2 separate regions of the Homo sapiens genome follow, and region 1 is linked to region 2. Evidence: read pairs that join two places in POLR2A ChIA-PET (ENCODE). Cell type or tissue: PC-9. All regions are shown on one strand. Links, peaks and the distances in the headings refer to the core of each region. The heading gives the core; the rest is flanking DNA. Region 1 overlaps MAGI3 (membrane associated guanylate kinase, WW and PDZ domain containing 3). Region 2 holds the start of LOC643441 (a long non-coding RNA gene).

Evidence for each region. ChIA-PET counts read pairs that join two places held together with the same protein. Peaks named below come from ENCODE experiments on the same cell type or tissue, not always from the same donor. Only the 100,000 strongest peaks of a DNase experiment are listed, where the experiment ranks them.
Region 1: POLR2A ChIA-PET joins it to region 2 with 14 read pairs; 3 of 35 experiments call an interaction of 5 or more read pairs at or near these places.

Annotation. Positions count from the first base shown.
Region 1 is chr1:113,608,552-113,623,939 of GRCh38, reverse strand. It overlaps MAGI3 (membrane associated guanylate kinase, WW and PDZ domain containing 3), which reads right to left. Exons shown (of 21, transcript NM_001142782.2): 7 at 9,282-9,339; 8 at 4,110-4,204; 9 at 946-1,134. Among named protein-coding and RNA genes, the nearest start is that of PHTF1, 140 kb to the left of the region's middle. In PC-9, for the core only: no CTCF peak of the experiment used is centred there; a DNase peak (open chromatin) is centred at 8,309.
Region 2 is chr1:113,199,676-113,214,186 of GRCh38, reverse strand. LOC643441 (a long non-coding RNA gene) reads left to right here and starts at 7,934. Exons shown (of 3, transcript NR_038846.1): 1 at 7,934-8,125; 2 at 12,345-12,414. In PC-9, for the core only: no CTCF peak of the experiment used is centred there; a DNase peak (open chromatin) is centred at 7,626.

The DNA.
Region 1 (15,388 bases), core at 3,488-11,487, 410 kb before region 2:
TTTGTGGATGCTAAAAATTAAAACAACTGAACTAATGGAGCTAGAGAGTAGAAGGATGATTACCAGAGGCTGGGAAGGGTAGTTAGGGTTGGTGGGGCGGTGAGAGGGAAGTGGAGATGGTTAAGGAATATAAAAAATATATAGCTAGAAAGGCCGGGTGCGGTGTGGCTCACGTCTGTAATCTCAGCACTTTGGGAGGCCAAGGCAGGCGGATCACGAGGTCAGGAGATCCAGACCATCCTGGCTAACATGGTGAAACCTCGTCTCTACTAAAAATACAAAAAATTAGCCAGGCGTGGTGGCGGGCGCCTGTAGTCCCAGCTACTCGGGAGGCTGAGGCAGGAGAATGGCGTGAACCCGGGAGACGGAGTTTGCAGTGAGCCGAGATCGCGCCACTGCACTCCAGCCTGGGCGACAGAGCAAGACTCCGTCTCAAAAAAAAATATATATATGTGTGTGTGTGTGTGTGTGTGTGTGTGTGTGTGTATGTGTGTGTATATATATGTGTATTATATATATGTGTGTGTATATATATATATAGCTAGAAGGAATGAATAAGACCTAGTTTTTGATAACACAATAGGGTGACTACAGTCAGCAATAATTTAATTGTATATTTTATAACTAAAAGAGTATAAACGGGTTGTTTATAACACAACAGATAAATGCTTGAGGAGATGTATACCACATTTTCTATGATGTGGTTATTACTTATTGCATGCCTGTATCATAGTATAATATCTCATGTATCCCATAAATATATATACCTACTGTATACCCATACAACTTTTTTTTAAATTAAAGTATAAACTATTTTAATACTGGAATCTCTTTCTTTAGTTATATAATTTAATTATTTCTCTCTCTTTATGTATATAAAATCTCTTCACTATAATTTTTGTTATAGTATCACTACTCTTCAAATAATTATGAAAAATTTCTTACCTGGTGCAATTTTCCCATCCTGAGCTGCGGGACCATCTTTCAGCACATTTTTCACTTGTAGGAACTCATCAGGTCTATCTCCACCAATAATAGTAAAACCAAATCCCATTGTGCTTTTTTTCAGTGATGCTCGAACAAGGACACCTTTAAGCTGGGATGGATCTCTTGTGAAGTGTGATTTTTCCATATCTGTGCCAAAATGAGAAGTGGGTTTGAGAACAAAAATAATTACAATGAATATAGCACTCAGAGTCAATCTTTTATATGACTTTTTAATGTTATTCTCAACTTAATCTCTTTCTCATTGCCTTGTCTGTGCTTACTTTCAACCCAGAGTCCATTATATGAAGTCAAAATGATACAACCTTTAGCACTCAATTTCTGAAAGTTTGGATACTATTCAACTGTACTATAAAACTCAGCATCTACTGAGTTTTATGTGCAAAGTACTATACCAGGAAGATGAAGTCAAGTGTCACAAACTTATGAAAGAGAGTATATTGAGAATTTTTATAATTCACAGCTCAGGCTTTCTGCAGTCTTTGATTTATAACTGATGGAAGGAGTGAATCTTTTTACTATCAGTAAATAGCTTCATATTTCTATCCCTTTCACTCATGTTTAGTGGATAATTTAGGAAAAAAAAATACATAGTTCTTTTGAAATGCCCATTATTAGGGGTTAGATGACCCTAGTGATTCACATCTGCAAATAACAACTTCCTTCCAGAACCTCTTCTCTCTTCTCCTCAACCATGCCTGCCATTAGGAAAGTGACAAAAACTGAGAGAATCAAATTGTGCAGGTTTATAATTTATGAAGTATTAAATTAACTGTAAAAAAGATTTTAAATGTTCTGCCATTATCTATTTTTTAACAAATTTATTGAGATATAATTCACATACCATAGAATTTAGCCCTTTCAAGTGTACAATTCAATGTCATGCGACTATCAGCATAATCTAATTTTAGAACATTTTCTTCCCTCCTCAGAGGAAATCCCCATGCCCATTAGCAGTCATTATCCAATTTCTCCCCAACCCACATCCATATCCTAGCCTTAGGAAACCACGAATCTACTATCCATGTATAGATGTGCCCAATATAGGCATTTCATATAAACAAAATCAGACAATATGTGGTTTTTTGAATGGTTTCTTTCACTTGACAGTGTTTTTGAGGGTCATCTGTATTGTAGCATATGTCAGTACTTTATTGCTCTTTATTATTAATATATAATAAATATTAAATTAAATATGTACTTACTAAAGATAAAATATATTTATTATATTATTGCCAAATAATATGGCACTGTATGGATAAACAACACATTTTGTTGATCCATTCATTAGTTGATGGACATTTGGGTTATTTCCACTTTTTGGCTATTATGAATAATGTTGATATGAACACTCACAAGGTTTTGTGTGGACATATTTTCATTCATCTTGGGTATACACTGAGTGGAATTCCAGCAGTTACTATAAATATATGGTAATTATGTTTATCATTTTGCCAACAGTTGTACTGTCTGACCTCCCATACCCTCTTCATTCTATTGCAATTTTACTTCACTCTCTACTTGCTCTTCCTAGAGTGACTAATGACCTCCCTACTGTCAAATCCAACACATATTTTTCAATCTTCAACTTCCTTGACATTCCAGCAACATATGACATACTCAACCTCTTCTCATGGCTGCCTATCCCTACAACCTCATCGCTTGTTACTACCCTACAAATACCCTATGCTGTAACCACACCTACTTGCCTTCTGGCCTTTCGGCACACCATTTCATGCTTCTGTGATTTTAAACATTCTGTTCCTTCTACTTGGTATGCTTTCTTGCTCCTTTAAAATTTTTGTCTGCCTGCTTTAACTTTTCCTGACTTTTCAAGACCTAGTTTCTATCTCTTCTGCTTTGAAATTTCTCCTGCCCACTTGACATTTCCCACCAAAGCAGAGTTGGGTACTCCCGTCTTTATGCCACCACTGTAACTTGTACATGTCTATTAATAACAATGAAACTATCATTTATTAGTCAACATGTGCTTAATACCATTGTAGGCACTTTACATCTGTTAATTTACATACTCATAACCACCTTAAAAGGTGGGTACCATTATTATTCCTACTTTATATATGAAGAAATAGGAGCATTTAGAGATTTAGGAAACGTACCCAAGATTACACAGCTGGGATTCAAACCTGCTCCTCAGCTTACCATTATAACTACTACTCTATGATGGCACCTATCTCCATGTATTATAACCATCAGTTTCCTGTATTAGACTATGAACTCTTGAGGGCAAGCCCTGTCTTACTCTTAGTCATTTTTGAATACCTAGAGCCTAGCAAAGCACTGGGGATATAGTCAGTGCTCAAAAGTATTTGTTAAACTCAAAATGTTTGCTAAACGAAATGCAGAACTTTAGGAGGAGGACGATGTTTTTGAAGAGTAACTATAAGAAAGAACTATTTCTCTCATAGGCAACCGAAGTGGAGAATCTACTGGATTACTACAATATGGCCATATATACCCCTGGTTATTAATGACAAATGAGGGCTGGAAAAGGGATGGGGAGGGATAAGTAGAATGTAAGAACTTCCTGAGCAGTGTTTTCAAAATACACATGATTAGACTCATCGAAATTTCTGGATCTATATTTTTAAAAAAATGCTCCCTAAATGAATCTGATGTTACTAATAGCTACCATCCCATTTGAGACTCAATGATGTAGGTAAATCATTTGATATATTTAGTATTTATTAATATTGGTTAATGAAGAATCCTCAGTGGTTACAGATACCATACTTAAGCAATTAACTTGGGAAAAGCTAACGATGAACTGGAGACCTAATATTGGTCTAGCCTTAAACATAAGGAAACATTCCAATCTTCAAAACAAAATCTCAAATTCATAAAAAAGCTGCCGAAATCCCTTCTCCCAACAACTTCATGCTTTTTGTATACTCCTGAGAAAAATCTCAGTATTCTGATAATGTTCAGATGTTTTATTAAGATTATTCATATCTTTACAGTAACAACTAGACACTCTTTAGTGTCAAAGCCATAGAAATAAGAAGTTCAAACTCACTTTTATTAACTCAGCATACAAATTTCACAAGTTATTCTTAGAAGAAAAGATTGAAAAGAATGCTTACCTGGTTTTGAAGACCCAATTTCAACCTGTCCTAACTGCTTTTTCCTTTTGGCTTCCTCCACTGGATTTTCAAACTGGGTTTTCTGGTTAAGGTGACTGTAGAATGCAGAAAAATATACATTTCAGTTTAAAATAAAACAGTAACATATTCTTAAATAGTCTATCATACCATTCCATCATCATAGATTAGGGGACAAATATGTATCTTTAGGCTATGGAACATGGAGAGACTGATAGATGATAGCAGAGGGGCTTTCTGCTGCTAAATAAAGTCCTGCAGAAGATGCCAAGCTGTGAAGCTTTTGATATTATATTTACTATAGCTTCTTCATAAACGTACCCAATATAGCCAATAACAGTTTTCAAAACTATAGCCTTCTTATCTGATGCAATCAGAAGTACTTGTTCTTGGTAATTTAATTTTTTTAAAAAAGGCAGTTAATGATAGAAGGGTTTTAATTTAAGTTTCTCCAAAATGAAGCAAGCTGTAAAGGCACTTTGAAAGAAATTTGTGTATAGAATCCTTTTTAAATTATATTACTATTACTTTTCCACTGACTCACCTATATCCGTTCAGTAGCAACTAAGAAAATGACTTGCTTTTATCAACTATAGTATAGAATAACTCTTTCACACTTAAATTTCTTCATAATTATATCATAATTAAATGAATAATTATAACATAGGTTCAACTGGCATTTATGATTTGGGAACATTCACTACTGACTCTTGGAATGCATACAACTCTCTGAGAGAAAGCAGGAAGCCTGGGGAGACTAGCCGCTAGGAGATTAGCCAAACTATTCAACACGCTATGGGCGATAGTATGTTTTACAGAAGAAAAAGAGCACTATTCTTCTGGCAAGCCAGTTAAGTGGAGTTGGTTAAGAAAGGAAATGCTGTAAAAAAGATGTTTAGGACCTCGAATAGGTCTAATTCAGAAGCAATGGAAATCATATTCTAACACTTCCATAGTACAAATATATTTCAGCATATGCTACAGTTTTCCACTTTAATTAAAGAAGTGAGGCCGGGTGCAGTGGCTCACGCCTGGAATCTCAGCACTTTAGGAGGCCAAGGCAGGCAGATCACGAGGTCAAGAGATAGAGACCATCCTGGCCAACATGGTGAAACCCCATCTCTACTAAAAATACAAAAATAAGCTGGGCGTGGTGGTGCATGCCTGTAATCCCAGCTACTCAGGAAGCTGAGGTAGGAGACTCACTTGAACCCAGGAGGCGGAGGTTGCAGTGAGCCGAGATCATGCCATTGCACTCCAGCTTGGGCGACAAGAGTGAAACTCCACGGCAAAAAAAATAAAAAATAAAAATAAAGAGGTGATATGAGTGAACACCAACAATTAAATACCAAATCATGAGAATTTCAGAACATGATTGTTTTTAGGTAGACTGAATATTACAAAATGTACATATAAATAGTCACACAAGTTGAACATTTACTTTGCCTTTTTATTTCTTTATTTATTTTTTTTTTGGAGACAGGCACTCATTCTGTCACCCAGGCTGGAATGCAGTGGTCCAATCACAGCTCACTGCAGCCTCAACCTCTCAGGCTCAAACGATATTCCCACCTCAGCCTCCTGAGTAGCTGTGACCACAGGTGTGTGCCACCATGCCCAGCTAATTAAAAAAAATTTTTTTTTTTTGTAGAGATGGGGTCTTACTATGTTGTCCACGCTGGAGCTTTGCCATTTGTAAACATTAAGAGTGGTGGTAGAGAAATGGGCAGCAGGGACTAAAATAAAAATTTAAAAATTAAAAAAACACTTTCAAAAAAAGGAATGTTAGCTTTCTCCATGTCACTCAGGCTACTACTACATATCAGTTCCACAACAGACGTAGTTACTTATTAAATAGTTTAAGAGCTCTAAATATGGTAAGTGCCACTGGACATTGTTTGGGTTCTGATTTCACTGACACTCAAGTATGCTTCTGCTTCATAATATGCGGGGGATACACTGTCCACTGAGTTAACTGTTTAACTCTGTGAAAATAAAAATCCTAGGAACTACTTTAAAAAATTTATTTAGGTACTGATATTTTACATATTCTTTTGAAAAACAACTAAAAATTGACACTCAGAAAAGAATAAACCTGTTCAGAAAGAACCTTGGCTCACTTTCACTTTAAAGTCATTGGCTAGAATGACTCACTTTGCCACCCAGGCATTAGAACATAAAAAGTAGTAATTTGTATTTATACCCTTTGTAATGTGTGGGAGAGGAGAGTAGACGTATGCAAATGAGTAATCCTTTTCCTAAAAATTTGACAAAAGAATATAAGATTTACTGAAGGAAGTTATTGTCTTCATTATCTTAGACTATCTAGACTAAAATGCCACTCAAAAAAAATCAAAAAATAAAAAAGTGAAAATACTGTCCTTTTCATTTAATTACTTATACCTACACTATTATTAAGACACAACAAATTTTGTTTTCCAAATAACTAGCTGTGGGAAATAAGAGAGGAGAATATTACAGATTATCAGAAAGAAACAAAGCAAACAAGAATGATTAAATATTAGTACACAATTTGACACATTTTCTGTATTAAAATTTTATGTCTAATATCTGGATTTAAAAATTTATCTCAACAAAATATTCTTTCATAAAGAGTTTTAGATGGCTGGGCATGGTAGCTCACGCCTGGGATCCCAGCACTTTGGGAGGCCGAGGCGGGTGGATCACTTGAGGTCAGGAGTTTAAGACCAGCCTGGCCAACATGGTGAAACCCCATCTCTACTAAAAATACAAAATTAGGTGGGTGTGGTGGCGCATGCCTATAATCTCAGCTACTGGGGGGCTGAGGTACGAGAATCACTTGAACCTGGGAGGCAGAAGGCGGAGGTTGCAGTGAGCCAAGATCGTGCTGCTGCACTCTAGCCTGGGCAAGAGTAAAACTCCGTCTCAAAAAAAAAAAAAAAAAAGTTTTAGTTGTGAAAGCAAGTATATATTTTGACTTTGTCATCTAGGTGCATCAAGACATTTAATGCTTATCACCCTGATCTAATCACTATATATTACGTGTACTGAAACATCACTACGTACCCCCAAAATGTGTATAATTATATGTTAATTTTAAAAAGACATGTAATGCAATATAATCAAGACCGCATTTCTAAATATATAAGCATATTTATAGCTTATGCATATTTATATTTATGCATATTATAAGCATATTACATTTTTGGAAAAATTTTATTTTAAAAAATAACTTCATCCATTTCAGAATCCCATCCTCTAAAATAAATACAAAGAAAAACTACCACTGCAGTTGGTGTTACTACTACAAGGCTCCTGCCAAGAGCAATCATCGTGCCATCTGGTTTGACAAACTAAGAGAGCCAAAGAGTAGCCATTCAAGTAACAGCTTTTTATCTCCATCAGTAAACTCACTGCAGATTACTATGGTCGAGATTCAAAACCTAACTAATCTGGGAATCAAGCCACACTCCACAGCTCAGCTGACTCCATACTAATGTGCATCTTGAGTACAGTCTGCTCCTTCTTAGTCTAATACAAAACCCTCCTGTAAAATGAGCTCATTCTGGGAATAATCATACAAAATCATGTCGCTGCTGCTGTTGCTTCTAATTCAGGCTATTTCATGTACCTCCCTGACAACTAGGAGCAGGTCGCTTCAGGATTTGCCCTAAAGTTGCTTTAATATTATATCTTTGCATAATGGGGACCAGATCATTCAGCTCAAGGTTTTATAACAGGCAAATGACTTTCACCTTTTGACCATGTATTCAAATTCACTTGGAATGGATAATAAAGAGAATGAGAATCATTATCTCAGAAATGTTCAGCAGTGTCAATGGCAAATAGCTGATTAGAGCCCAATTTAAATAGACTAAACTTTGAGGGGAAGAAAAAAATCCTGCAAAACCTTTTCAGTCGGCCCCCAAATACTCCTTTGATGTGAAAAATGGTTGTTTCTTCCTTTAACAAAATAAGTCTTAGGAAAAAATAATAATAAAAGAGCTGCTGTATACTTTTTACATCACAGTATCAGTAAGACATTAAGTAACACAATGGAAACAAAATTAGCATAGCTTTCAAAGGAACCAAGATATTGAAATTCTAAAGTTATATACTTAAGTGTCAATCTAATTGAGTCATTTCCTTAGGAGACACATTTAATTTTAAGAAGTCATTCCAAAAATCCCTCTAACCACAGTGACTCAAGTAACAACCTGCACAATAGAATAAAGACTACAGTTGCAACAGGAGTCAGAGATACTTACTTTAGGGATAACTACCAGGAAATGGCATTGGTTTATGCCTATAAGTGTTGAAACATTAAGAAACAATTATAAAATTAAAGATGATTGTGTTTGTTACTTTTTCAGGTAATAATAACATTTTGTCTTTGCTACCTAGGCAGCAGGTTTAACTCCTAGTCTCCAGGTAAATAGTAATGTTTCTGATAGAAGTATTTGCCTGCTGCTAGACGCTTGAGGTCAAATTCAGTGTTTAGCATCTGGAAAGAAAGCAATCCCAATGGTCATAACATTGTAGCAATTAGATAAAGAAAAGAGAAGGCAAAATTAGACATTGATATTAGCTTAATTTCTCTGGCTAACATAGGCAGGTGTCTGGCACTCCTCTCCAATATATATTTATGTTTAAATTTAACCATAGCAGCTGCCTAAGAAGCAACTTTCACCCCTAAAAAGAATACTAAGTTTTCCTTGAATAACTCCTTAAAAGAGAGCACACCTTTAGGTGTATGCTTCAAAACTTCAGATAATTATGTTATAATGCCCTAAAGATCTTCCACTGCTTTCAGAAGGATACAGTGGTAGTGTTGGAAATGACCTTGATAATTCATCTAGTCTGTTGCCCTCATTTCAGTTTTCTATCAACTGACTTTCTCTTTAGAGGCTGTAGTAGTAACAATACCATCTCTAGCTATTAATTGTCTAGGCAACTTCCCCCTTATTCTCTATATTTAGAAATTCAAAGCCAACTTCCAGGAAGCCCAAGGTCAATGAAGCAAATGCTCACTGCCCCTACCTTTTCATTCCCCTAGTTGAAAAACTCAACAGCTGGATCACAGAAGCATAAAGTGCTGTATCCAGTATTCTCTAAAGCTATATGCTGAAAGGAAAATATTTGGGAGAATATTAACTGAGGTAACAAACTTACTCAACATAGTATGTCCCATACTGAGGGTCCTCTATTTTCTCCCAGCCATAAGGAAGCTCTGTAAATAAAGAAAATTGAGTGAAATGCCAGATTCAAAACTGACAGAAAAGAATTCACCAGTGAGTGAATTTATTATTTCATTATACTAATATTTGGGTGTCAGAAAGCTGAGGGCTCACTTTCAAGGAACAAACACAATTTAAGTCTGAGTGGCTTCTTCACCAGCCAGTGAGAATTTCAGCAAGCAATCAGAAGCCCAGAACAGAAGATGGCATTAAACAAAAAGGTGTTCATATGAACCACAAGCCATAAAAATGCTAATAAAAATTACTGTGTACTTCTTTCATTTAAAAACCTTGATCATGCTGACACAAGACATATTTACCCTTGTAGTCCAATAGAAGAAGCAGGTATCTGTTCAATTTTTTACTATTATACATAGTCATTTTTGATGTTATGTTCAGACCCACTTCTCCTCAAAGGAAACCCTAGCCTTGGACTTTTGTCATTTCAAGTGAGCAATCTAGATTTGCTTAAAACCTACAAAAGTACCTGCTTTCTCTTGGTGAACAAGATCTGAGTATCTGAAGGAACACTAATCTAACTACCACAGTGCTTTGTGTAATCTGTATTTGTGAATGATAACAAATAAATACCTTACATAGCATTTTTATATATTACTAATTCTCAGTAAGTGACCAATAAAATATAACCAGAAATACTGAAGGTAGTTGAATTTCTGAAAGTTAAAACAAATCTCTAGCCTTTTCAACATGAACTGACATGAGCTTTTCAATGTGAATGTGAATCTTTTCCCTCCCACTTTGTCTGCATTCCTTGTAAAGTTAAGGTTTCTGAAGAACCATCTTATTAGTAAAACATGGATAAGTTGGGAAGAATGTTCCTAGCAGGTGGTTCTAGTCCTATCCATTTTATATAGCAGTTGAGCAAAAAAGAATTTTTTTAAAAGTCCACTGTTGTGCACTATGATGTCCCACGCTTTTATTTTCAATTTCTCTTAAGAATGCTTCTGCTCTGCTGAAAGACACACACACAAAAAGTACGCTGGACAGCAAACAGGTTTAGAAAGCATCACAAGACTTATTAGTTTTATATCATTTAGCCTCAGTTATGACATACCAACTTTGTAAGTAAAAATTCCATTATAATAAACTTGACAAGCTATACTGTTTTACTCTAAGAAAAATTATTATTCTGCATTCAGAATATAAGAAAAGAACAGATGACTAGCCTCCTGGTGAAAATGTCTGAATTACCCCTACCCCATTTCTCCACCATACTTTTCTGCATATATATTGATTGGTGGTTTCAAAGTTTGATGAGTTTTTGTGTTTTTCCTTTGAAGGACCTGGTTGAAATGTCTCAGGTGGGAAAGATGAGAACAAATGAAATACTAAAATAGTTGAAATATGTGAGAAGAGAACAAAACATTAAAAAGAACTGAGATGTACTTTAGTTCACTTTAATCCTCCTTAGCTATGAAGCAAATCTATCAAATAGATATAATATTTTATCGCCAAACAACTGTTTCATGGATAAGAGTAATTTTTTTGAATATATCTGTAAAACTGCACTATAACAGTTATGGATCTTCCATGAAAAATATTTTTTTCTTTAATAGAAATTTTCTTGAAATAGCATGGGAACTGAATAGAGCTGAGTAAGGAGGAATTCTACAACTGTACCACAATTAGATTTATGTTTTGTCTTTAGAGAAGTTTGGAGAAATTAAGGACTATAGAAATAGCTGAAATAGTCCATTTGATATCTGAAAAATTCACTAAAAGGGATGTACTAATAGTAAGGATAAAAGATCAACATAAATATATTTTAATCTTAACTTGAAAGTTGATTTAGCATTTTAGTTAGCACTCAAGGTAATTAGCAACTAAGAGATTAACAGTCCTTTCTTTAGGAGGGCAAACAAATGCAGCCATTTATCTTCTGGGTTACTTTATTAATTTTACACCTTTACCACTGATACCATTAGCAAGTTTTTTTTGTTTGGTTTTGTTTTGTTTTCACACAGGGCAATTTAATACAGATAAAGAAGTGGTTATTATTTGCTCATTTAAAGTGAAGGTAATAAAAATCAAGACTAAAATACCTAGCAACTTTATACACTATTTAGTGGATCAATTCATTTATTCATTTTATTCTTTTTTCCTTCCTCCCTTCTCATCCTCCTCTCCCCATCATCCTTATGCAGAAATAAAAATTAGAAATATAACCCAGTTCTTGACTTCAAGGAGTTTATAGTCTAGACAGGAAGACAGAAGAGATAAATGATAAGATAAAGATAAACATAATCTTTTTTGGGGAGTGCAGAGGAATACCAATTGCCTGGTAAGATTGCTATCAGGAAAGCCTGCTAAAAGCTGATGTTTAAGCAGTCTTTAAAGATAAGTTGGCTCACGCCTGTAATTCCAGCACTTTGGGAGGCCAAGGCGGGCGGATCATGAGGTCAAGAGATCGAGACCATCCTGGCCAACATTGTGAAACCCCGTCTCTACTAAAAATACAAAAATTATCTGGGTGTGGTGGTGCACGCCTGTAGTCCCAGCTACTCAGGAGGCTGAGGCAGGAGAATCACTTGAACCCAGGAGGTGGAGGTTGCAATGAGCCAAGATCGTGCCACTGCATTCCAGCCTGGTGATAGACCGAGTCAAATAAATAAATAAATAAATAAATAAATAAATAAGTTGGGATTAGGGAGAGGGAGATGATTCCAGATAGATTAAAGGGCATTGAGGTATTAAGAATGCTTGGTATTTTCCATAATTACAAATAATTTGGTAAACTAGAATGAAAGTTGTATGCAAAGGGAAATGAATTTTATGAACAAGCACAAAATTCCAACATTCTTAGAGTGCTGTGTTGAGAAGTTTGATCTTTATTTTGACGATGATAGAGAATTGATTAAGGTGAACTGTGACATGATTTAATTTATATTTGAAAAAGATTATGGGAAGCAGTAATAAAGGACGAAATAGATGGTGTGCAATGAGAATAAAGGCAGACAAATAAGATAAACACTAATAGACTGCATAAGAACTTGTGAAGACTGGAACTAAGGCAGGGGTAGTAGAATGGATAATAAAACAAAGAAGGTAAAGTAACAGAACTTAATGACTACCATGAGGATTGAGGAAGGGAAGGGAGGAAAGAGGCAAAGATGATTCCCAGGTTTCTAGCTTTTGTGGCATAAAAGTGATACATTATCAAATATTTATTGAATAATTATGAAAATGGGCCGGCACGGTGACTCACGCCTGTAATCCCAGCACTTTGGGAGGCCAATGTGGGCAGATCATTTGAGGTCAGGAGTTCAAGACCAGCCTGAGCAACATGGTGAAACCCCTATCTCTACTAAAAATACAAAAATTAGCTGGGCGTGGTGGTAGGTTCCTGTAATCTCAGCTACTCAGGAGGCTGAGGCAGGAGAATTGCTCGAACCTAGGAAGTGGAGGTTGCAGTGAGCTGAGATCTCATCACTGCACTCCAGCCTGGGCAACAGTGTGAGAGTCTGTCTCAAAAAAAAAAAAAAAAGAATAATTATGAAAATGGCTGTGGGAATAGAAATTAGAAATTAATGTGGATTTAGAGGAATTTAGGAGACAGATGATATATTAAAAGTGCCTAGTAATGTGTCTACCACCAATGGACACTCAAGAAATGGCAGGTTTTTATTTTTTATTTTTTTTTGAGATGGAGTCTTCCTCTGTCGCCAGGCTAGAGTGCAATGGCATGATCTCAGCTCACTGCAACCTCCGCCTCCCCAGTTCAAGTGATTCCCCTGCCTCAGTCTCCCGGGTAGCTAGAACTAAAGGTGCGTGCCACCATGCCCAGCTAATTTTTTGTATTTTAGTAGACAGGGTTTTACCATGTTGGCCAGGATGGTCTTGGTCTCCTGACCTCGTGATCCACCCGAATGGCAGGTTTTTAAAAGTTAGAATTGATAGAACTTGGTAGTTAACTGCAACAGAGAGGAGACAGTGAGGGAAAGGCGAGGATGACAACCAGTTTTTGGCTCAAGCAGCTGGGGGGATGTCATATCTGTTGAAGGCAGGAAGGGAAGGTGTTACATTTGAGTGATCTGTAGAACATCCTGGTACAGATAAATAACAAGCTCTTGGCCGTATGAACCCGGTACTCCAAAGAGAAATATAAGAAGATAAAGATTTGAGAGACATTGTAGTTAAAGCTATGACAGCAGACATGATTACCTAGATAAACTGAGCAGAGAAAGGTGAAGAACAGAACCTTAGGAGCACTAACATTTTAAGCGGCAGATGGAGAAAGTAAGAATCATCAGGGGGAATGGTGTAAAAGAAGACAGAAGAGGAAGGGCATGGTCAGCATTAAAAAACGCTTTGTTGGGGAGGCTGAGGCAGGAGAATGGCATGAACCCAGGAGGCGGAGCTTGCAGTGAGCCGAGATCGCGCCACTGCACTCTAGCCTGGGCAACAGTGCAAGACTCTGTCTCAAAACAAACAAACAAACAAACAAACAAAAAAACGCTTTGTAAAGCTGTTAGGCATAAAGATAAGGGCTAAAAAGAGTCTATAAGATCAGGAGGTTACTGGTAACCCTGAAAAGGTAGGAGGCAAAAGTCAGAATACTGTAGTAACTGAAGAGAAAAATACGAAGTAGAGTCCTTAAGAATAGATGACTTAAAACAAAAATTTGCTTGTGGAAAAGATAGTATAAAAACTATGGGGAGGGTTAGGGCCAAGAGAAAATTTGTTTGTTTATTTTTGATACAGGAAAGACCTAACCTAACCATCTTTTCCTGTGTATGAAGCCAAAGTATTCCCCTAAAAAGCTATTTCAAAAGACAAAACTATTTTGGGCATATCAAGCAGCTGGTTGGTTCTAAATCCCATGAATTTATCTTTCTTTCCTCTTCCCCAAATAGGATTTTTCTTGTTTAAATGTAAGAATTACAATTATTTTCTCATGGTGGAGCTCTATTCAGTTGATAATTTTTTTAATCATTCTCTAAGCTCTGAAATATCAACATTCAATATATTTGTAAGCTGCCTTTAGCAAAAATTTAATCTTTCTTTCATCATAAGAGAAATGGGATGGGTTGAGGGTAAAACGAATTCCTAATGTTGTATTTTCAAGACAACTACCTAACCAAAACACTATTTTATTTGAATAGAAGATAAAATGTACATCAATTAAACCAAGCTGTTCAAGCTGTGTCCTTACACTGTATTTGAATACACAGCTGTGTTCAGAATATCAGAAGACTGGGAAGAAAAGGGCATGTTTTAGAAACTGTAAGGTCTTTCTAGAAGATCTTAAATGTTCAGCAGAATGTAAACAATATCTTAACCTATAAAACCTACACTTAAAATATTATTCTTCTCTTTTCAGCATCTACTCTGTGCAAAGCACTGCAGAGAATACTAATATGAATCACACATAGTTCATCCTGAAAATAGTCTTCCGTGGGGCTATTACGTGGGGAGACAAAGTGTAGAGAGGAAAGTGGAAAAGGCTGGCTGAGCATAAAACAAATAGACTCAATGTTCTAAATTGTAGGCTCCCCCGAAGATAAGTATAGGCAATGTTAAAAAGGTGTACCCAGTTTTGTAAGTGGGAGAGTAGCCCATATTAAAGAGTTTCAAACATTCCCAGAATACTGAATGCAATTTTGATCATTCTATTTTAAGAAAAATATACTTAGGATGATCATAAAATGTACTGTCCACTTTTGAGAATAAAAGGGGATACTATTAATAATTATGTTGGGGCAACAGGAAAAAGCTGGATCAGTCCTGGGCCAACCAAGACATATGTTCAGCCTTAATGTAAAGAGCATTAGGGGGAAATGTTCATCCAATTCTTCAAATTCCTTAGAGAATAAAGAATGGGAGGAACATTTCCAGTTTCTCGGAGCCCCTTCACTTTCTTCCCCAAGGAAGAAAGAATGTCTTATCTGACTGGGGAGTTTTACACAATGAACTCAATATGCTTGGCTCAGGGACTCTTGAGTTCTCTCACTGTTTTGGTTAACAGCCTGCCTGCAGAGGCGTATTCTGGTCTGTTCTCTGCCATGTCTGCCCGTTGGGAGG
Region 2 (14,511 bases), core at 1-8,000:
TCCCTCATGGCTTGATGCTGTCTTTGTGGTAGTGAGTTCTTATAAGATCTGGTCATTTAAGATCAGACCCCTTGCTTGCCCCTGCTTTCACTATGTGGCGTCTTGCTCACCTTCATCTTCTATCATGATTGTAAGCTCCCTGAGGCCTCCCTAAAAGCTGAGCAGATATCAGCACCATGCTTCTTGCAAAGCCAGCAGAACTGTGAGCCAATTATACCCCTTTTTCTTTATCCATTACCCAGTCTCAGGTACTTCTTTATAGCAATGCAAGAATGGGCTAATAGAGTTGCCAAGAGTGAAATTATGCTATTTTTTTAAAGGCAGCCTCTGGATGAGAATCCTGGGCCTGGTTCTGAGCTACTGAAGCAGTCTTTCCTGAAACCTTTTCCTGTATCCTTTTAAATTCCTTGCAAGATTTGCATGGAGCCATTATTTTTCCCTTTGTTTCTGATCTTCACCTCTTTGCAATGATGCCGCTTCTTTAGCTGCCGACTTGGCTAAATTGTCTGAAAATGTATCATGGTACTAGGGTAAGAGTGGTCGTCTGGTGAGCTGGTACAGGCCTGTGACTGCTGGTCTTAGTGAGGGTTGGCTGAGTCAGGCTGGAGCCTTCAGGACAACACAGAGGCCAAAACTCTGTCCCTGCCCAGGAGGAGCTTAGTGTGGTAGCGACTTGTGGTGACTTTACAATACTGTGGGTACCTAGAAATGGGGTGCTGCCATAACAAAAACCTAAAATGTGAGAATGGTTTTGGAAATGGGCCTGTTAAGTGAACAAATGGATGAGTGAATGGATGGCTAAACATACATTGAAAAGAACAGGGCATGTTCTGAGAACTGAAGTTATTTCGGAATTACTAGAGCAGAGAGTCCATTTTTGTGAGAGTGGCTGGAACTTTCTTCATTCAAAAACTATTTCTTGCAAACTTTGTTCCTGATAGTGCATGACCAGCTGACTCTTGCAGTGATGGGCTGGACACATACTGCTGTGAAGCTGGACAGGTAAGCTGGCTGGAAGCTGGATGAGGATGCACAAGCTCCTGTCTCTGCAGAGACTGCTCTTTCTCCCCGCCTCTCAGCCTTCAGTGTTTCACAGGGGCTTCACCTCAGCCTCTTTCCCTCACACTCCACCTCCTCACTCACTCCTTTGGCCCCCAAATCTGCATTCCTAGATGCTGCCTGAGCTTCAGATCCATTGGTGGTGGGATGAATGAAGTACCCCAAAGAGAAGGCTCGAAGACACTGCTGAGTGAATGCCAGGCTTTTCTTATGCTCCCACGGGCATGTAGGCCAAGAGTCAAAGATGAACAGTTCAGTTAATGGAGAGTTTAGAGATCACATGGGGAAAGAGAATGAGAAGAGCCAAGCTGGCTGGCAGGAGAGAAGACATATTTAGGTTTCTGCTATCTGCTGGGCAATATCATTATTATTCCCAAACTCCCCTCGAGAACTGCGGCCTATTACTTGTTATCTATACATCTCTATATAATACACATTTATTATTATAATATATTCTATATTAATATAATTAACACATCATCGATCCTGTATTGATTAACATTAATATGAGATTTATCATTGATAAATATTTATTGAGCACTTCCTACGTGACAGGCACAATTCACTGACGCATTGTGGATATTAGCTTTGTTTTAGGGTTGGGGGTGGCAGAGTGTGCAATAAAATGCTAACTAAGCGCAGCATCAAGATGAATGTGGGCAACAAGTGAGGACTTCCACGGGGGTGCCTCCACATCCGAGCTACGCACCCACTCCACGAATATGTACTGAGCACCTCATGTGTGCCAGGCACTCTTGCAGGTCCTCGGGATGCAGTATTAGATGGCGTAGGCTGAAAGCCCTGTCGCCCTGGAGCTTGCCTTCCAGTGGCTTATCTATCTACCGGTCACCAGTCGGTGTCATTCCACCCCAGATGCAGCATGTCTAAAGTTGGGCTCATATTCTTACATCCACCACACTTGCTTCTTTCATGTTCTTTATCCCAGTTTGTGGCAACTGTGTTCATATCTTAGCCAGGAGCACTCTCATTCATACAGTCCCTTAAAACAGAAATATGGTGCCATCCTGCACTTTTCCCCATTATTAACTCCTAAGCCCACTCTGTGCTGCTGTAACATCATCCATCAGAGCCCAGCAAGCAGCAATCATTGCTTTCAATGTTTGCGTTCCCCACTGGATTGTATGCTCATCTCTCTGTCACAGTACCTGGCATAGAGAAGAAGCTCGATAAACATGTACTGAATGGAGGAGGTAATAAATTGTAACAGAGTGAGCATGAGTAAAACTGAATTCCTCAGACCTTGGAAATGTTATTATGCTCCTCTCCCTTCCCTTCTCCTCTTCTCCCCACTTCCTCTCCTGTCTTCTCCCCTCCCCCCATCTCCCCTCCCTGTCCTCTGTCTCTTCTCCTCCTCTTCTCTTCTTTCCTCTGTCCTGCTCTGCTTTCCTCTCTTATCTTCTTCCTGCCATCGGCTCTGACCAGTTAATGACAGCTTCTGCTGTCTGTTTCAGCTGCCATCTGACAGCATCAAAACACCTCACTCTTTCTACTCCAGAATCGTTCCATCTACGCCTCTCAAAATCCACGCTGATTCCTGCCTGTGCCTAGACTCACCCTCACTCCCCAGTAGTGGCTGCAGTTTCCATTCAGCTCACCCCGCAAAGCATATCTGTATTTCTAAAGAAGCCCCCTCCAGGGGTGACCACTACTCCCCCACCAGGTGTGTGGGACCCCACCTGGTACCACTCTGTCAAGTTAACAGTGGGGGAATAGCCTACTCAGCTATATCGCATTAATACTTAATTCATTTTACACCTGCCTTGCCCCCAAAAGGCTCTGCAGCTTACCTTTGTAGTACAAGATAAGAAAATGATGAGCATTAACAGGGCTACCACATTCAGCTATGCAGTGTTCACTGCACAAGAATACCCACTGAGGGGAAAATTGGGGGCCCAAGTCCAGCCCATCATCTGCCCACCCGGCCATGCAGCCTGGTACAGGCTACACCTGCCAAGAGAGATGTTCTTTTTCCAGTTTGCATAAGGTCTCCTGTGGGTTAGGGTGAGAGTTAAGAGTAGAATGAAAAGATAGCCAGACACAGTGGCTCACGCCTGTAATCCCACCACTTTGGGAGGTCGAGGGGGGCCTCTTGAGGCCGCTTGATGTCAGGAGCTCGAGACCAGCCTGGCCAGCATGGTGAAACCCCGTCTCTACTAAAGATACAAAAAAAAAAAAAAAAAAAAAATTAGCTGGGTGTGATGGTGCGTGCCTGTAGTCCCAGCTACTTGGGAGGCTGAGGCAGGAAAATCGCTTGAATCCAGGAGGTGGAGGCTGCAGTGAGCCAAGACCGTGCCACTGCACTCCAGCCTGGGCAACAGAGCAAGGCTTCGCCTCAAAAAAAAGAAAAAGAGTAGAATGAAAAGAAAAAGAGAAACAAGGCAAAGCACAAAAGGCGACAAGGTCCTTAGGATGGAAAAGCCCCTGGGCGCAGACGTATTCAAATCTTTGCCCACGTGTGTCCCTCAGGAAAAAGAGAACCCTAAGTGACTTCCAAGATGAGACCCACCTTTGGGCTAAAGCAAAGAAAAAGGGGAACCATTGTTGCTCTATGGGGAAAGATAAGGAGGTCTTTCCGGAAGACATGCCACACCCACAGTTTTGCAGTCTGGCTGCTGTTAGTCTCATTCCTCACCACGCTGTACCTGGAGAGTCTAATCAGTTGAAGCAAATGCTTATGGAGCTAAAGGCGGCACCCATCTCCTCCTCCCATGCTTCAAAGTCATCACCACTAGCTGACTCGCATATATTTACACTGGCCAATGATTGTACCTGGGCACCAGCCCTGCCCTACCAGGTAAGCCTGGAACAGCCTGTTTTCTCAGATATTTCCCTTTGCAGGTTCCTGTTTCTGACTCTGATATAAATTCTGTGGGCGAAAATGAGAAATGGGTTCCACAATGCTACAAGACTCTCAAAACTGAAAAATAAAGATCAGTGGCAATCTCTAACCCTCTCAAACCTGGTCTCTACTTACTGGCTTCCCTACACTCAGCAAAAACAATTAAAACATGTTTTTGCTTTAGGATCCGACAGTCAATACTGCAATAGCATGTCGCTCTGGCTGACTGACATTTTATTGACATATTGATAATTCAGAGCCATTCCAGAATTTAACTCACTAGTGGGACTAGGAAAAGATTGTGACCTCTGCTTACTGACCCAAGGAGCTCAGATTGAGAGCTTGGTGAATATTTTGCTTTGTTTAGCATGTGTAATGCCCAGGAGTAACTATTACAATAAGCCAAATGAATATTACCTCAGGCCCACATCTTTTAACACCCATGAGCACAAGATTATATTAACAAACGGAATCAAGAAAACCTACAAAATTTAACATCAACTCGGCAGCTATTTCTGGAAGGTGATCTATGCCCCTCTCTCACCCCACTGCAGGGTGCATCTGGCTTTGCACTTGAGCTGCCTCTCCCAGGAGCACTGGGGACTAGAGAGGTTCTCACACAGGCCACCTTCCTGGAGCCTGTCCCAAGGCCTCTGTTTCTAACTCCTCGGGGTCTGCAGGCCACCCCACAGCTCTCACCTGGGTGCTTGCCACCTGCCAGCACTCAAAAGCCCAGGGTCACCTCTGGCTGCGTGACAGCCTTTTAACTTCTTCAGGTATTCTCTCAACATCTTTGAGTTTGTTTATGTATAAAATGGGAATCATATTCTCCACCTCATAAAATTCTTTTAAGGTTTAGATAACATATGCCAAGCACTTAAAGTATCTGGCACATTAACAGTACCTCAAATAGTGATAAACATCGTTAATCTTAGGAGAAATAAAAGTGTGGCATGTGGGGGTTACGAGTCTAGGTCCTCTCCTTGGCGTTCCTTCTCTGGGTCCACTAGAATCCCAAATGATGAAGCAGAAAGTGACCCTCTTCCTTCTGCATGCCATCTACTGCTCTTGGCTTACGGCCTGTGTGCTGAACACCTGCAAGGAAGACTGCTTTGTATTCACACCACTGTGGGACTAGAGGCTGAACACAGACTGGAGAAAGGTTTCCAGCTCTTGACCTGGTTAAATAGGTGAGTCTCCTGGAATAGTGTATCTTTATCAATAATGAAAAGCATTTTATACAGATAGGGCATAAGACACACAGCCACTTTTTTTTTCCTGCTCCTAAGAAAGGACAGGAAGCAACCTTTAAGAAGACACAATTTGACAGTAACACAACAAAAACATTAAAGGGTAATAGTTAAACTCCTGTCCAAACCTTCATGCTGTGTCACATAGCAAAGAGAGAAACCAAAGCTGCCGCAATTACTTAGAGGAGGAGAAATGACACAAGTACCCTGTGCAAAAGGAAGCAGAGGATACTGTCAATCAAATGTTCAGGTTGAGTCTATTGTTACCTCTGAAAATTGAGTTAGAAAAGCTTTATAAGACTTCGGAGTCGGAGTCGGAATATGTACTCATTTGCAAACAAAAGTAAATACTGGAAGAGAGGCCACGCCCCTCAGTGGATCTTGACTCTCAGTCCCAAACCAAACCCACATGTAAACTGCTATGGTTGGCCGGGCGTGGTGGCTCACGCGTGTAATCCCAGCACTTTGGTAGGCTGAGGCAGGCAGATCACAAGTTCAGGAGTTTGAGACCAGCCTGGCCAATATAGTGAAACCCCATCTCTACTAAAAATGCAAAAAATTAGCCAGGCGTGGTGGCAGGCACCTGTAATCCCAGCTACGGAGGCTGAGGCAGAAGAATCGCTTGAACCCGGGAGGCAGAGGTTGTAGTGAGCCGAGATTGTGTCATTGCACACCAGCCCAGGCAACAGTGTGAGACTCTGTCTCAAAACAAACAAACAAACAAACAAAACTGCTATGGTCGTGGGCAAGATAATCCAGTAGACTCCCTCAAGTTTAGATTCATACAGGCAATAAGACATTAGCGGAAGGGAAATGGCATGTTCTGAGGCTAGAATGACGTGCATATAAAATGGCCAGTGGGCCACAGGGTAATTTGGAGACATGGGGAGAGGTTGACAGTAACGTGAATTGAGGAACTCACAATGACAGAGGAAGGCAGACAGGTTACACTGCCTCAAAGCCAAAGATCTTCATTCCATCTGACCCCACCACCCATGCTCATGCGTGCAGCGCAGTACTCCTCTGCAGTCCAAAGAACTATAGGAAACCTGTCATGCATGGTAAATACCTTCCTGCATTTGATATGGAGCCTGGGATGTTCCTGAGACCCCTCCCCAAGGGGTGATTTGAAAATACACACTCAGAAAGTAAAGAATAGAAACCAGAGTTTAAAGGCCAAAGACATAGAGGGAAGGGTTTAAGTGTGAAATGACTCTCTAGTCCACAGCTTACTTCCAAGGGGAGTGGTCCTCAGCAGTAATCTCTGCATAAAATTGCAATGCTTTGTGCCCTGATCTCTGAGTGAATGTAGTCCTCATACTCTGCCCGTAATTAGTTTAATGAGAATCAGGGCTCCAGCCAAGGGTAAACACCATGGGCCAAGCATGAGAAATGCTGACTGTCTCTGAGGAGGCTCAGTACAAAACCCTGTTGCTGCAACAGTCAGTTTTCCAATCCCAGTGACAGAAACCCAGCTCAAAGGAGTATAAGCAACATAGGAAATGTATTAGCTCCTGAGAAGAGATGGATCCAGAGGCTCAAAGATTGTCTTTAAGGTTGCCTTTAGCTTTCCATCTCTCTGCGATTTCTCTTTGTACATTGGCTTCATTTTCTCCAGATGATGAAAGTGTCCTCTGTGCCCCTGTACCACTGGAGAAGATGGCTGCAAGCAGTTCCAAGCCATCCTTAGAGCATGTTATCCAAGAGGAGGGCGGAACTGCTCTCCTGTGGCTGCCACATCAATGCCTGAAGCAGACTCTGTTTGGCTGTGCTTGAGTCATATGCCCAGCTCTGTGCCAATCACTGTGACAAGGGCTAGAGAGCTACTCCTATTGGCTAGACTAAGGACAGGGCACCTTCCCTGCATTGGGGGAGGTGAGGTCAGCCCCACCTGAACCACATAGAATGGGTTCCAGGAAGGAAAGTGTGGTTTTATTTCCAAGAGAAGTGGGAGGTAAGCTGGGCAGGCAAAAACGACAAATGTCCTTTGCTTCTGGCAGATAGCAGAGCTCCGTTTTGGAGAAGGGTAAATTGACACAGCTAGATCCTCTGCTAGGATAAATTCTAGACATTCAGAAAGAGGGTAAATCTATTGGCCTTAAGTTGAAATCCAGATTCCATGAAAAGCACTGAACCCTCTCCTCACCCCCACCACCTTGGAAGCACTGGGACGCAGCAATGTTGAGAGGATGGGATTCTGTGCCACTGAGAGATGGCTCGCAGGTAACGTGGGCATGTCTCTTCCTTACATCCGTAAAGAGGCAAAATAAAAAATAACATAGCAGCACCAAATAACCTATCTTCCTGACCAGGGCCCTCCTACATTCTGCTGGCACAAGTGAATTCCCAGCTCCTGAACCCACGGACTCTCTCTCCTCCTTGTTGGTTGAGCAATGTCTGTATTTACTAAACAGGCCCAGTGAAGCAGTACATTCCTTCCAGACCCAGCACAGCCTCAGGCACAAAAGAGGTCCTTGATAAATGTTTGTTGAGGTCTTTTCCCAGCAGATGAAAGTAAATACTTTGGGAAGAATTTGGAAGAAAAGTGACCTGGCCTCCCTGTTGGTAGTTTTTCCTTTAGCTGGTGAAAGCTCCTTAAAGGGCCTGGATGGGCTGTTCCAGAAGACACTTACAAATGTAAACAGAGACAAATGCCCACAGCCCATGCACACCTGTTTCTCCCTGTTAATACTTAACAGTTAGTAGCTGTTAAGTATTTGATTATTCCTTTCCTACAAAAAAGCATTTCAAACCCAAAGGGAATATGGCTCATTTATTTGCTGAGTGGGACTGGAGGCCCATAGCCGCAGAAGATCCTGGCCCCACAGCAGCAGAGAGCAAGCTCAGAGTGCTGTCAGGTCTCTCCTGCTGCCTCTCGCCATGATGATGTAGTGGAAAAATGGTCAACAAAGCTATTTCCTACTGTGTGCTAAATGCCCATCATGGGAAGTCCCAGGTAAGTCCAGAAAAATATTTATATTGTGTTGTTATGGCTGAATTGTGTCTCCAAATTCATATATTGAAGTCCTAAACCCCAGTACCTCAGAATGTGACTGAACAGGCATACCTTGGGAATATTGTTGGTTGAGTTTCAGCCACTGAAATAAAACAAATATCACAATAAAGCCAGTCACACACATTTTTTTTTTGGTTTTGCAGTGCATATAAAGGTTATGTTTATACTATGCTGTAGTTTACTATGTGTGCAACAGCATTATGTCTAGAAAAAAATGAGCATACCTTAATTAAAAGATGCTTTATTACTAAAAAGTGCTAATGATCATCTGAGCTGTCAGGGAGTTGTAATTTTTTTGCTTGTGGAGGATCTTGCCATAATATTGATGACTGCTGACTGATCACAGTCGTAGTTGCTGAAAGCTGGGGTGGCTGTAGCAATTTCTTAAAATAAGACATGAAGTTTGTCTCATTGATTGACTCTTCCTTTCACGAAAGTTTTCTCTGTAGCATGAGATACTGTTTGATACCATTTTATTTTATTTTATTTTATTTTATTTTATTTTTTGGAGATGGAGTCTCACTCTGTCACCCAGGTTGGAGTGCAATGGCACAATCTCAGCTCACTGCAACCTCCACTTCCCAGGTTCAAGTGATTCTCCTTCCTCAGCCTCCGGAGTAGCTGGGACTACAGGCACATGCCAGCACACCCAGCTAGTTTTTGTATTTTTAGTAGAGACAGGGTTTTGCTGTGTTGACCAGGCTGGTCTTGATCTCCTGACCTTGTGATCTGCCCAGCTCGGCCTCCCAAAGTGCTTGGATTACAGGCATGAGCCACCATGCCCAGCTTTGATACCATTTTAACCAGAATGTCTTTCAAAATTGGTCTCAATTGAAAGAAATTGAAGAAGACACCAAAAAATGGAAAAATATTCCACGTTCATGGATTGGAAGACTAAATCTTGTTAAAATGTCCATACTACCCCAAAAAATCTACAGATTCAATGCAATTCCTACAAAAATACCAATGGCATTCTTTACAGAAATAGAAGAAACAATCCTAAATATATTGAACCACAAAATACCCAGAATAGCCAAAGCTATCCTAAGCAAAAAGAATAAAACTGAAGGAATCACATTACCTGACTTCAAATTATACTACAGAGCTATAGTAACCAAAACAGCAAGGTACTGGCATAAAAACAGACACATAGACCAATGGAACAGAATAGAGAACCCAGAAACAAATCCACACACCTACAGTGAACTCATTTTTGACAAGATGCCAAGAACATATACTGGGGAAAAGACAGGCTTTTCCATAAATGATACTGCGAAAACTAGATATCCATATGCAGAGGAATGAAACTAGACCCCTATCTCTCACCATATCCACAAATCAAATCAAAATGGATTAAAGATTTAAATTTAAGACCTCAAACTATGAAACTACTATAGGAAAACATTGGGGAAAATCTCCAGGGTATTGGTCTGCGGAAAAATTCCTTGAGCAATATCCCACAAACACAGGCAACCAAAGCAAAAATGGACAAATAGGACCACATCAAGTTAAAAAGCTTCTGCAGAGAAAATACAGTCAGCAAAGTGAAGAGACAACCCACAGAATGGGAGAAAATATTTGCAAACTACCCATCCCACAAGGGATTAATAACCAGAATACATAAGGAGCTCAAACAACTCTATAGGGGAAAAAAAATTTAATAATCCAATAAAAAATGAGCAAAAGATCTCAATAGACATTTCTCAAAAGAAGACATACAAATGGCAAACAGGTATATGAAAAGGTGCTCAGCATCACTGAGTATCAGAGAAATGCAAATCAAAACTACAATGAGATATACTCTCACCCCAGTTAAAATGGTTTATATCCAAAAGAAGGCAATAACAAATGCTGGCAAGGACATGGAGAAAAGGGAACCCCATATGCTGTTGGTGGGAATGTAAGTTAGTACAACCACCATGGAGAACAGTTTGGAGGTTCCTGAAAAAACTAAAAATTTAGCTGCCGTATGATCCAACAATCCTACTGAAAGTAAACCCAAAAGAAAGGAAATCAGTTCATCAAAGAGATATCTGCACTCCTATGTTTGTTGCAGCACTGTTTATAATAGCTAAGATTTAGAAGCAACCTAAGTGTCCATCAACAGATGAATGAATAAAGAAAATGTGGGGCTAGGCACAGTGGCTCACGCCTGTAATCCCAGCACTTTGGGAGGCCGAGGCTGGTGGATCACGAGGTCAGGAGTTCAAGAACAGCCTGGGCAAGATAGTGAAACCCCGTCAGTACTAAAAATACAAAAAAATTAGCCAGGCATGGTGACAGATGCCTGTAATTCCAGCTACTTGGAAGGCTGAGGCAGAGAATTACTTGAACCCGGGAGGCGGAGGTTTCAGTGAGCTGAGATTGTGCCACTGCACCCCAGGCTGGGCGACAGAGAAAGACTCTGTCTCAAAAAAATAAATAAATAAATAATAAATGTCATACATACACATATAGAGTACTATTCAGCCATAAAAGAAAAGAGTGAGATCCAGTCATTTGCAATAATATGGATAGAACTGGAGATTATTATGTTAAGTGAAATCAGCCAGGCACAGAAAGACAAACTTTGTATGTTCTCACTTATTTGTGGGGTCTAAAAATCAAAACAATTGAACTCATGGACACAGAGTAGAAGGATGGTTACCAGCTGGGAAGGGTATTAGGAAACATGGGGGGAGGTGTGGATGGTTGATAAGCATTTAATGTAAAAAAACAGAATGAGTAAGACCTACTGTTTTATAGCACCATAGGATGAGTATAGTCAATAATAACTTAATTGTACATTTTTATTTTTATTTTTTATTTTTTTGAGACAGAGTTTCACTCTTGTTGCCCAGGCTGGAGTGCAGTGGTGCAATCTTGGCTCACTGCAACCTCCGCCTCCCGGGTTCAAGTGATTCTCCTGCCTCAGCCTCCCAAGTAGCTGGGATTACAGGCATGCACCACCATGCCCAGCTAATTTTGTATTTTTAGTAAAGACGGGGTTTCTCCATGTTGGTCAGGCTGGTCTTGAACCCCTGACCTCAGGTGATCCGCCCGCCTCAGCCTCCCAAAGTGCTGGGATTACAGGTGTGAACCACTGTGCCTGGCCGAATAGTACATTTTTAAATAATGTAAAGAGTGTAATTGGATTGTTTTTATAACTCAAAGGATAAATTCTTGAGCGGATGTGTTAGGAATAAGGCTCAAAATCCTAAGGAAATTGAACACTCAAACAAAGGATTCTTAGCGAAGCAATTTTACTTCTGTGCAGAGGGATGCCTCCTTGGCCAGTCGCCATGAGAGCACACCTGAACAAAGGGGCATGAGAGCCTTTATTCCTGACGCAAGTCCTGCCCCTGTACCCTTTCCTCATTGGCCGGGGTCAGGTGGTACAATCTAAACTAATCCGGTTGGCTAAACATATGATTTTTTTAGATAGGGTGGGCACATAAAATAAAGTGGAGAGGAAGGGGAAAGGGTGTCTGTAATGAGCTAGAAAGTCCTCTTTCCAAATAAGGAAAGGAATGTGAGCTGGTACTCATAACGCTTGGTACTGTGGCGTGCCTGCGCACCTAACAAAGGCAAAACGGAAAAAAAGGAGAAAAAAGGAGAAAAAAAGAGGGTGGGTAACTATGAATTAAAGAATAAAAGATTGATCAGATTATTTGAAGAGAAACCTCATCATATACCACAGATGGAAAAAAAAATTGGACACAGTCCTCTCAAACCCTGTCACTGCTTTAGGCTTCTGTAATATTCTAAAACCTTTGTGGTCATTTTAACAATGGTCACAGCATCTTCACCAGGAGTGGATTTCATCTAAAAAAAAAAAAAAAAAACAAAACAAACAAACAAAAAAACACTTTCTTGGCTCATCCATGATAAGCAATTCCTTATCCATTCAAGTTTTATCATAAAATTGCAGCAATTCAAAATGTCAAACTGAGGCAAAATTAGTGTAAGTAGAGAGTTTATTTGGGTCAAGTTTGAGGATTGCAACATAGGAGCATAGAATCAAATTGCCCTGAACATATGCTCTAATTAGCAGCAGGTATAAGTGGGTTTTTAAAAGAAAAAAGAAGAGCAAGTTCTGAAGGTGTTTACCAAGAATTTATATTAAAATAACATAAGCTATTCATTGGCTATACATTGTCCTTTGTATCACAAATTCCAGGAACAAGAAGATCATGGGTGAGGCAGCTGCTCAGAAACAAATGTCTTTCAACAATTACCCCCAGGCATGGGTAGGTATAAGTCTTTCTGGTCTGAGCTGTTTTTCTTTTCTCAAGTTACATCTTCAGGTTCCACTTCTAATTCTAGTTTTCTTGCTATTTCTACCATATCTGCAATTACTTCCTCCACTGAAGTCTTAAGCTCCTTGTCAACCATGAGGGTTGGAATCAACTTCTTCCAAACTCCTGCTAATGTTGATATTTTGACCTCCTCCCATGAATCACAGATGTTCTTAGTAACATCTAGAATGGTGAATCCTTTTCAGAAGATTTTCAATTTTACTTTGCCCAGGTCCATCAGAGGAATCACTATCTGTGGCAGCTATAGCCTTACAAAATGTATTTCTTAAATTACCAGACTTGAAAGTCAAAATTACTCCTTGATCAATGGGCTACAGAATGGATGTTGTGTTAGCAGACATAAACACATTAATCTCCTTGTACATCTCTATCAGAGATCTTGGGTGACAAAATACATTGTCAATGAACAGTAATATTTGGAAAGAAATCTTTTTTTCTGAGCAGCAGGTCGCAACAGTGGGCTTAAAATACAATTGACCCTTGAACAACACAGGTTTGAACTATGCAGGTCCACTTATCCATGGATTTCTGCTCAAGGAGAGGGAGAGATTGGGGAACTGCCAATCAGTGGAGCAATCAGAACACACAAATTCATCAATTAAGTTTGCTGTTTTATATAGGTACAGTCCATGGCACCCCAAAACAATCATAATAGTAACATCGAGTATCACTTATCACAGATTATCATAACAGAAAAAATAATGAACAAGTCTGAAATATTATGAGAATTACCAAAATGTGACACAAAGCCATGAAGTGAGCACATGTATTTGGAAAAATGATGCCAATAGACTTGCTCAATGCTGGGTTGCCACAAACCCTCAATTTGTGAAAAAAGCAGTTTCTGTGAAGCATAATAAAGCCAAGTACAATAAAACAGATAAAATATGTCTGTATTTGGAGATAGGGTCTTCTAAGAGGTAATGAAGTTAAAATGAGGTCATTTGGGTGGGCCCTAATTCCATATGACTGGTGTCCTTATAGGAAGAGGAGACTAGGACACGGACACACATCGAGAAAGATCATGGGAAGACACAGAGAGAAGGCAGCCGTCTGTAAGCCAAGGAGAGAGGCCTCACAAGAAACCAACCCTGCTGACACCTTAATCTCAGGCTTCTGGACTCACGAATTGTGAAAAAAAAAAAATTAATTTCTGTTGTTTAAACCACACAGTCTGTGGAATTTTATTATGGCAACCCTAAAAACTAATACATGTGCTTTACAATTTACAAAGCTTTTTCTCATAAACTCGTTTAAATGTCAAAACAATCCAGTTGCGCAGAGTATTATCCCCATTTTACTGAGGAAACAGACTCAGAAACTAATAGCCTAACGTCCCAGTGTTCATGCGTGGCAGATTTTGGCTTGGATCCAGACTTTCTGACTCCAGATCCCAGGTTCTTTCAAATGAACTCTGTTTCCTTTTTGCAAAGTGCTCAGCACCATCGTTTTCATGTTTTTCTGTCCATCAGCCATTTACAGGCAGGCTACAATCTGTTCCCTTAGTCTGGAGAGTGGCTAAGTGATGTGCTTAGGCTTACACAATGAGTTGGTGGCAGGAATGGTATTAAAGTGGCTCCTGAAATTCTGGGTCATTTTAAAGTGATGATTTCTTAATTTTCCTGTTCACTCAGCCAAATTCAAAGAGTCAAGGATTTTTGAGTAGCTTTGTTCCTGGTGCAGAACAGCCCCACCTCTAATGTCTACTTCAGGTGAGCCTGCCGCAGGTGATCCAGGAATTCAAACGCTGAGCACCTGAAGAATCTAAGTTATTTACAGGCCTCACTGCAGGGTTTGGCCCTTAAGGAGCTGTTTTGGGCCCTTAAGGAGCTGCTTTTGGCCCTTAAGGAGCTGCTTTTAACTGTCACCACCTACTGGGAGGATAATTGACCAGGGAACTGAGTTCGTCTGTGGTTTGCTTTCAACTTAAAATAGTCATATCTTTTCCTGAGAATATTGATTGAAAAGTTGATATCAAAATAAGCAAAGGAGCTACACTAGCAAATTTCAGTGAATGAGGCTTTTTCC